2 separate regions of the Homo sapiens genome follow, and region 2 is linked to region 1. Evidence: chromatin loops called from intact Hi-C (ENCODE). Cell type or tissue: heart right ventricle. All regions are shown on one strand. Links, peaks and the distances in the headings refer to the core of each region. The heading gives the core; the rest is flanking DNA.

Region 1 (4,398 bases), core at 173-4,172:
GTACAAATGGAGATACTTTTTGAGCCTTTTCTATATGACAAGGACAATTGCAAATACTTTACATGTACTAACAGACTTAATGCTTGTGACAGCCCTATGAGAAGGGTACCATCATTGCTGTCTTTTATAGATAAGAAACTGAGGCTCAGAGAGGTTCACTTACTTGCAGAGCTAATAGAGAAGAGAGGCAGAGTGTGAGCCTAGGTGATACAGCTCAGGAGCCCCACTCTGAAGCACCACAGCTAAATGATGACACAGTGGCTTCAAGTAAACTGCTGGATTCTGAATCTGAAATGCATATGTGATCACCATGCTTTATTACTCAAATCTTTGCAATCTTGTCATGGTTCCTAGGTTAAAAGCCAAAATTCTTTACCAGTTTTATAAAACCCTGCAAAATTTAGCTCCTGTTCATCTCCTCAGCCTCATTTTGAATTAGCTTCTCTCTTGGTCTATCTCATTTGTACTGTTCATCTCTAAGATTTTCAAATATAATATGGGTTCTCCTTCTCCCTAAGCTTGAAACCCTCTTCTTCTTTCTCTTTGCTTGGTCATCTTTTAAGTCTCAAATATTACCTCCTCCAGGAAGCCTTCTCTGATGCTCCCGCCTGGGTTAGGTGCCCCACCCCTACATGGTCATGACAATCTCTAACACTTATCACACTTGGGACTGCTGTTGTAGGTGTGTCTTCTCATCTAGCTCTAAACTTACTAAGGCCAGGGATGTTGACAGTCATTCACAGCTGTGTTCCCATTGCCTAACAAAGGGCTTGGCACATAACAGCCCTATGATAAATATATTTAAACTGTTTGTTGGCCAGGTGCCAAGGCTCATGTCTGTAATCCCAGCACTTTGGAAGGTCAAGGCGAGAGGACAGCTTGAGCGTGGGAGTTTGAGACCAGCCTGGGCAACAGGGAGAGACCCCATCTCTAAAAAACCCCCAAAACTTAGCTGGGTTTGGTGGTGTGTACCTGTAGTCCCAGCTACTTGGGAGGCTGAGGTGGGAGGGTTGCTTGAGCCTAAGAAGGCTGAGGCTGCAGTGAGCTATGATAGTGCTATTACACTCTAGCCTGGGCAACACAGCAAGGCCCTGTCTCTACAAAATAATAACAACAATAATAATAACAATAATTAGCCAGGCAGGGTGGCATACACCTGTGGTCCCAGCTACTCGGGAGGCTAAGATGGGAGGATCACTTGAACCTGGGAGGTTGAGGCTGCAGTAAGCTATGTTCATACCACTGCTTTCCAGTCTGGGCATCAGAGTGAGACCCTGCCTCAAAAAAAAAAAAAAAAAAAAAAAAAAAAAATTAAACTGGTTGCTTAAGTCCCAGAAGTAAAATTGGTATCTTTGAGCTATATCCCTCTCTCTGGGCCCATGGCCTCTGAGAATTTGGGGTGTCTTAGAAACACTTCAGATACTTTATAGAACTCATATCCAGGACTTAATTCACTGTCTGAAAATTAGGTTAGCATTCTCCTGGGACCAACCGGCAGGAGATGAGATTTCCAGAACTTTTTGCTTTATAAAAGCTAGAGAGGCATTTCTTCTGGTATTTTGACCTTGTAGATTCCAGTCCCATCTGGAAACTAAAAATGCAAAGTCATGTATATTTATGAGGAAAAAAAAGTAGCCAAAGCTGTTAAATTATCCTTTTTTCAGATGCTAAATAAATTTGCTCTAACCAATGGGAAGAGGACACATGGACTATTATTTAAACAAAGATTGATTTAAAGTATGAAGTAGATGCCAGCAAATTCCCTACGCCCCAAAGTACTTCCTTGGTGCTGCCTAAAATTCCACCTATAACATTTATTTTGGATAAAAACAGTTGCGTCTTTCAAAATGCAAATCTCACCAGAATTGAAGGGGACAGTGCTAAAAGAGATAACATGATGAGCTGCTTTCAGTGGTCATTTGTGTGTGTGTGTGCATGGTTTAAAATTTTCTGTGAATTCATAAATCATATCTCTCAAACTGACAGATCAGTTAAGAATGGGTTCCGTGAAGAAGAAAAGAGAGAAAAAGAGAAGAAGTCACTGCCAGGATGATTCATGTTGGGAATAGGATGCCAAACCCCAGGTAAGCAGGAAACACCATGGAATGCCAGGGAGGGAGGAAGAGGGGTCTCCTGTAGGCAGGAAGGAAAGCTTAATAAAGAAATTGCATCCTGTTTACAATACTTCCAGGGACAGGTTTGTCTTTTCTTTCCATGTAGCTATGCTTGATGACCTGCACCTCTGTCCTACCTTAACCTATCCTATTAATTTGAAGTAAGGGATTTTTTTTTAAAAAAAGACAGCTTTATTGAAATAGAATGTGCATATAGCAAACAGTAGATATTTAAAGTATACAAGTAAATAAGTTAGATACCTGTGAGATGATCACCGCCATTAAGATAATGAACATATCTGTCACATGCAAAAGTTCCTTTGGCCTCTGTGTCAGTCCTTTCTTCTGCCCCTTCCCATCCTCTCCCCCTCGGCAACTACTAATTTGGTTTCTGTCACTATAGATTAATTTGCATTTTCTTAAATTTTATATGAACAAAATCACACTATATATATTTTTTCACTTGGCAATATTGTTTTGTATTATTATATTAACATGAATTTATAGTTCATTACTTTTTTATTGTTGAGTAGTATTCCATGGTATGAATATGGCATCATTTGTTTATTCATTCATCTGTTAACGGACATTTGGATTGTTTCCAGTTTTTGGCTACTACAAATAAAGCTGCTATGCACATTCATGTATAAATCTCTGTGTGGACATATGCTTTTAGTTCTCTTGGGTAAAAACCAACAACTAGAATGGTTGGGTCATATGGTAGGTGTATTTTAACTTTCTGAGAAATCATTTTTAGAAGTGATTGTACCATTTTACATTCCCAGGAGTGTATGAGAGTTCCAGTTTCTCTACATCTTTGCCAATGCTTGGTAAGGCCACACTTTTAAACTTTAGCCATTCTAATAAGTATATAGTGGTACCTCCTTGTTGTTTTAACTTGCATTTCCCTAATTACTGATGATGTTGAGCATCTTTTTCGTGTGCTTCTTTGCCTTTGTATACCTTCTTTGGTAAAATGCCTATTCAAATCCTTTGCCCATTTAAAAAAATTGGATAATTGGATTGTTTTCTTATTTTTGAGTTGTGAGAGTTCTTAATTTTTCTTGATATATCCTTTATCAAATATATGCTTTGCAAATATTTTTTCCTCAGTCTTTCAGTCATCTTTTTATTCTCTTAACAGTGTCTTTCAAAGAGCAGAAGTTTTAAACTTTGAAGTACAATTTATCGATGTTTTCTTTTTATTGACTATGATTTTAATATAATGGTTAAGAAATCTTTGTCTAACTCAAATTTTTGAAGATTTTCTGCTATGTTTACCTCTAAAAATTTTACAGTTTTAAGTTTTGTGTGCAGGTGTCTGGTCCATTTTGAGTTAATTTTTGCATATGGTGTGAGGATTGGATCTAAGTTTAATATTTTTTGCTTATGGAGATCCAATTGTTCCAGCACCATTTTTTGAAAAGACTATGTTTTTTCCACTGAATTGTCTTTGCAACTATCCGAACATAGTTGTCCACATATGTGTTGGCCTATATCTGGACCCTCTATTTTGTGCCATTAGTCTATTTGTTTATCTTTATGCCAATACCATATTGTCTTGATTACTGTAGCTTTATAATAAGTCTTGGAATTAGATAGTGTAAGCCTTCCAACTGTGTCTTTTTCAAGTTGTTTTGGCTATTCTAGGTCCTTTGCATTTCCATATGAAGTTTAAAATCAGCTTGTGAATTTCTACAAGAAAAAAAAAAAACCCTGCTGGAATTTGGATAGGAATTGCATTGAATCTATAGAACAATTTGGTGAGACCTGACATCTTAAAAATTTTTAGTCTTTCAACTCATAAACAAGTTTTTCAGATTTATTCCTAGATATTCCATATGTTTGGCACTACTATAAATGATCTTTTTTTAAAATGTAAAATTTTTGGTTTATTGTTAGTAAATAGAAATAATTTAATTTTTATTTTTCGAGACAGTCTTACTGGGTCACCCAGGCTGGAGTGCAAAGGTGCAATCGTGGCTGGAGTGTACAGGCACTTCAGGGATCCTCCCACCTCAATCTCCCGAGTATCTGGGACCACAGGCACCTGCCACCATGCCTGGCTAATTTTTATACTTTTGACAGAGACAAGGTTTCACCATGTTGCCCAGGCTGGTCTTGAACTCCTGAGCTCAAGCAATCTGCCCACCTCAGTCTCCCAAAGTGCTGGGATTACAGGCTTGAGCCACTGTGCCTGGCCTCATAGTAATGTTTAAATATCGATCTTATAGACTGAAATCTTGCTAAATGTATTTACTAATATTAGTAGATTTTTAATAGA
Region 2 (4,398 bases), core at 276-4,275, 55 kb before region 1:
ATAATCTCCACCTAATTCTTGCTACTCAGGGTTTGATGTGGCCAGACCTTCTGATTTTTCAGAAGTTGGAGATTCAGATTTATAGGAGTCATTTCCTGATTTATAAATATTAGCAACTAATTTATAAAAGTTTTAAAAATCATTGTGTAAGACAAACCTGCCAGAACATTTCTCATTTGCAACCATGAATTACAAACAAAAGGCTGCTTTGGGAGCCAATTTCAGGACAAGGTGGGGTAGTTGGTTGACTTCAGTGGTTACTGTCATCAAACCCACAGCCTGATGCATCTGCTTCCAATACTGAAGACACATCAGACAGGAAGGGCAGAAGCCGCCTCTTCAGCAGTCGCATTTGTCTCCAACCTCCTAGCTTTCATTAAAACCACCAATCCCTCTGCTAGCACAGGTTCTTTGTTTACATTGTGGAGTTTGCTAACTAAGCCTCCACCTTTCTTTTTTTTTTTTGAGACGGAGTCTCGCTCTGTCACCCAGGTTGGAGTGCAGTGGCACAATCTCGGCTCACTGCAAGCTCCACCTCCCGGGTTCACGCCATTCTCCTGCCTCAGCCTCCCAAGTAGCTGGGACTACAGGCACCCGCCACCATGCCCGGCTAATTTTTTGTATTTTTAGTAGAGGCGGGGTTTCACTGTGTTAGCCAGGATGGTCTCGATCTCCTGACCTCATGATCCGCCTGCCTCTGCCTCCTAAAGTGCTGGGATTACAGGCGTGAGCCACCGCGCCCGGCCAAGCCTCCACCTTTCTATACATCTTCTGGGACTGCATTCTCACTCCCGAATTAAGTTTTACAAATCCTTTGGTTTTTCCTAAGGATCCTCCTAAAAACCCTGCATTGTGTCCACACAGAAACACAATCTTCTCCATTAAGGATTGATTTTTCTTGTTTAATTTCCCAAAGGTAACAATGACAATATTATAATATATTCAAGAAATGTTTATTGAGCAGCCACATGGAACTATTTTTAACGTTGGATGTATTAGAAAACAAGCCAGAACTCAAGGAACTTCTTTTTTTTGTTGTTTTTTTTTAGACAAGGTCTGGCTCTATCACCCAGTCTGGAGTGCAGTGGCGTGATCTTGGCTCACTGCAACCTCTGCCTCCTGGGCTCAAGTGATCCTCCCACCTCAGCCTCCTGAGTAGCTGGGACTACAGGCACACACCACCACACCCAGCTAATTTTTATGTTTTCTTTTGTATAGAAATGGGGTTTCACCATGTTGCCCAGGCTGGTCTCGAACTCGTGAGATCAAGCTATCTGCCTGCCTCAGCCTCCCAAAGTACTGGGATTACAGGCATGAGCCACTGTGCTCGGCTGGAGCTTACTTTGTAATCATTGCTAACATTTATCAAGCTCTTCCAATGTGCCAGGGTCTGTGTGAAACATTTTACGTAATTATTTAATATTCAGGCCAACTCTACAAAGTCAATATTATAATGATCTTTGTTTTATGGTTAAGAAAACTGTGGTTATTCAAGATGAAGTGACCCCACCTCTGCTCTCCCAAGAGGCACCATGGTTCCCTATCTGTCAACCTCAGTATCTAACTAGGTAGTGATGACACAGCTCCTTCCCACAGTGCTGCCGTAGGAGCAGCCTTACTGGATGGTAAGCGACTTTTTTCTGATGGAAATTCCACATATGTGTTGAAGATCTTTCAAATTTATAACTTATTAATAATTATTGAGACGCCATTTATTGAGTGCTTACTTTGTGCTAGCTTCCATGCTAAGTACTTTATATACTCTATCTAATGAGATCAAAGCTATCCTCAAAGCTATCATGTGAAAGAGATATTACTACCCCTTTTTAGAAGAAACTGGAGCTCAGAGAAGTCAAACTTGTCCAAGGTTACCCAAAGGGTCATTGCACATCCCTGCGGGGGAGGGACCTTGCGGTTCATGGTGTTAGGCAGTACATGGTCTATTCAGTCGGTCACACAGTTAAAACATGGTGGCTGTGAGAACTGCCCCAGGGCAAAATCAATGAGATTGGAATACAACTGAAGGGACTGATGGAGGGGAAGAAAACTGCCAAGGAAAGATTTCAGAGAAACCCCCTAAGAAGTGGGAGATGCCATCAGCATGTGGGAATAACCTCTCTGACATCATAATTTTGCCCATGGTCAATACTACCGGCTGGAAGGGCTGCCTCAGCTAATAACCAGCCACAAATACAAACCGCTGGTTGCTTCACCTGCAAGGTCATTAGAGTCTTCCTGAACTGTTTGAATTGTTCACCTTCTTTGATCTGACTGACTTGAGAATAGAATGGACTTTCCTGATTGGTATTTTGACATCGTGTGAACAAGGTGAAATAAATAATTGGTTTTCAGATTCAGAAAGTCTAGGTCAAGATAGGGCTCTTTTCTTGAACAAGATGGGGAAAGAAGAGTCAGAAAGTTATGCACATGAGGCTTTCCCTGTTTATGGTGTGTCCTATTGTCCTAGCTGGGTTTGGGGAAGGAAGCATTTTCTTAAGGTTTAAAAATAAACAAGTAAGTAGGATGTTATCAAAAGCCATAAACTAAAAGATTCCCTGGAGAACAGCCAAACAGGATTCTTATCAAGGTGGGGCAGCCTTCCTGAGCAACTTGTCAAATCAGCAGCATGTCAGAACGGATGGCAAATGGAACAGGCAGCCTGGGAATTCTGAAATGTCAGATCTGGAAGGTGCCTTAGGGACCAGCTAGGCCACTGCCTTTGTTTTATAAATGAAGAGAAAACTTAAGGACCATAGCGATAGAGAGACTTAATCCCAGGTCACACAGCTCATGATAAAAATTAGGGTGATGGTTTCCGGAAGCTTCTGCTCTAAGCCAGAACAACATTTCTGCTATCCTTCAGGGTTATTTGGTACTAATTGGGGTTTTGAAATAAATAGTTGATTTATTAATGTTACAAATTCAGAAGCTTAGTTTTTCTCTAAACTTTTATGTTCTATATATGTCTTATATTTTTATTTATCAAATAATCCTATTTAACCCAGTCAATACAATTCTTTTAAATCTTTTAAACATTATTTATAAAGGTAATATATCCCTTTTTATTTTAAAAGCTTTTAAAATGTCTAAACAAAGTAGCAGTTTTCCCAAGTATTTAAACACAGCTAACAAATCTAATAAATCTAACAGGATTATCAGTGACTGTCAATCTCAAATGTTTCAGTAAAGTTGTAAAATTCTCTCTCTCTCTCTCTTTCTTTTTTCCCAAGACAGGGTCTCACTCTGTTACCCAGGCTGGAGTGCTGTGGCGTGATTACAACTCACTACAGCCTCTACCTTATTGCCTTATAAGCTTCTGAGGCAACACCCTGTTGTCCCCAGACAACTCGTCCACAGGTCACATACAACCAAACATGATGTCATCGTTCTTCCATGGAAAATCTTTTTAAAACAATGAGATTTCTGATATATATATATATTTTTTTTCCTTTTTTGAGAAAGGGTCTTGCTCTGACACCCAGGCTGGAGTACAGTGACATGATCATAGCTTACTGCAGCCTCAAACTCCTGGGCTCAAGAGATCTCCTCGCCTCAGCATCCCAAACAGCTAGAACTACAGGTGTGTGCTTCCGTGCCTGGCTAATTTTAAAATATTTTTGTAGAGACAGGGTCTCACTGTGTTTCCCAGGCTGATCTCAAACTTCTGGGCTGGAGTGATCCTCTTGCCTCTGCCTCCCTAAGCACTGGGATTACAGGTGTGAACTACTGCGCCTGGCCTGATATCTGATGTATCTTAACACTTCATATGAATATGAAGTTTGGAAGGCATACTTGGATGGCCCAAAATAAAATTTATGGCTGGGCATGGTGGCTCATGCCTGTAATCCCAGCACTTTGGGAGGCTGGGGGCAGGGGCGGATCACCTGAGGTCGGGAGTTTGTGACCAGCCTGGCCAACATGGTGAAACCTGGTGAAACCCTGTCTCTACTAAAAATACAAAAATACAAAAGTTAGCTAGGTGTGGTGGCGGGCACCTGTAACCCTAGCTACTCAGGAGGCTGAGGCAGGAGAGTCACTTGAACTCAGGAGGTGGAGGTTGCAGTGAAGATAGAGATCATGCCATTGCACTCCAGCCTGGGCATCAGAGCGAGACTCTGTCTCAAAAAAATAATAATAATGATACAAATTAAAAATTAAAAAATGAAAGTTATGTGATGTGCCTCCATTTGACTCTGGAAGTTCAATTTTACTTTTGAGGTTCTTAAAGAGCTTTGCAGTCACCCTTCAGAGAAGCAGAAACTCAAATATAACAGGAAGCCCAAGTGGCTTCTGGCCAGGAGTAACCTACCATACATGTACTAGGAAGCTGTGAACAAAGAAAATAAGCAACGGGGCCTGGTGCGGTGGCTCATGCCTGTAATGCCAGCACTCTGGGAG

The links. Hi-C counts contacts between places; a loop is a spot of excess contacts. Peaks named below come from ENCODE experiments on the same cell type or tissue, not always from the same donor. Only the 100,000 strongest peaks of a DNase experiment are listed, where the experiment ranks them.
Region 2: a loop joins it to region 1, with 2.0 times the contacts of the local background. A loop is called at or near these places in 1 of 110 quality-filtered maps.

What each region holds. Positions count from the first base shown.
Region 1 is chr14:71,832,905-71,837,302 of GRCh38, forward strand. No RefSeq gene overlaps it. Among named protein-coding and RNA genes, the nearest start is that of RGS6, 97 kb to the right of the region's middle. In heart right ventricle, for the core only: no CTCF peak of the experiment used is centred there; no DNase peak of the experiment used is centred there.
Region 2 is chr14:71,777,696-71,782,093 of GRCh38, forward strand. No RefSeq gene overlaps it. Among named protein-coding and RNA genes, the nearest start is that of RGS6, 150 kb to the right of the region's middle. In heart right ventricle, for the core only: no CTCF peak of the experiment used is centred there; a DNase peak (open chromatin) is centred at 2,642; H3K27ac peaks cover 2,482 bases.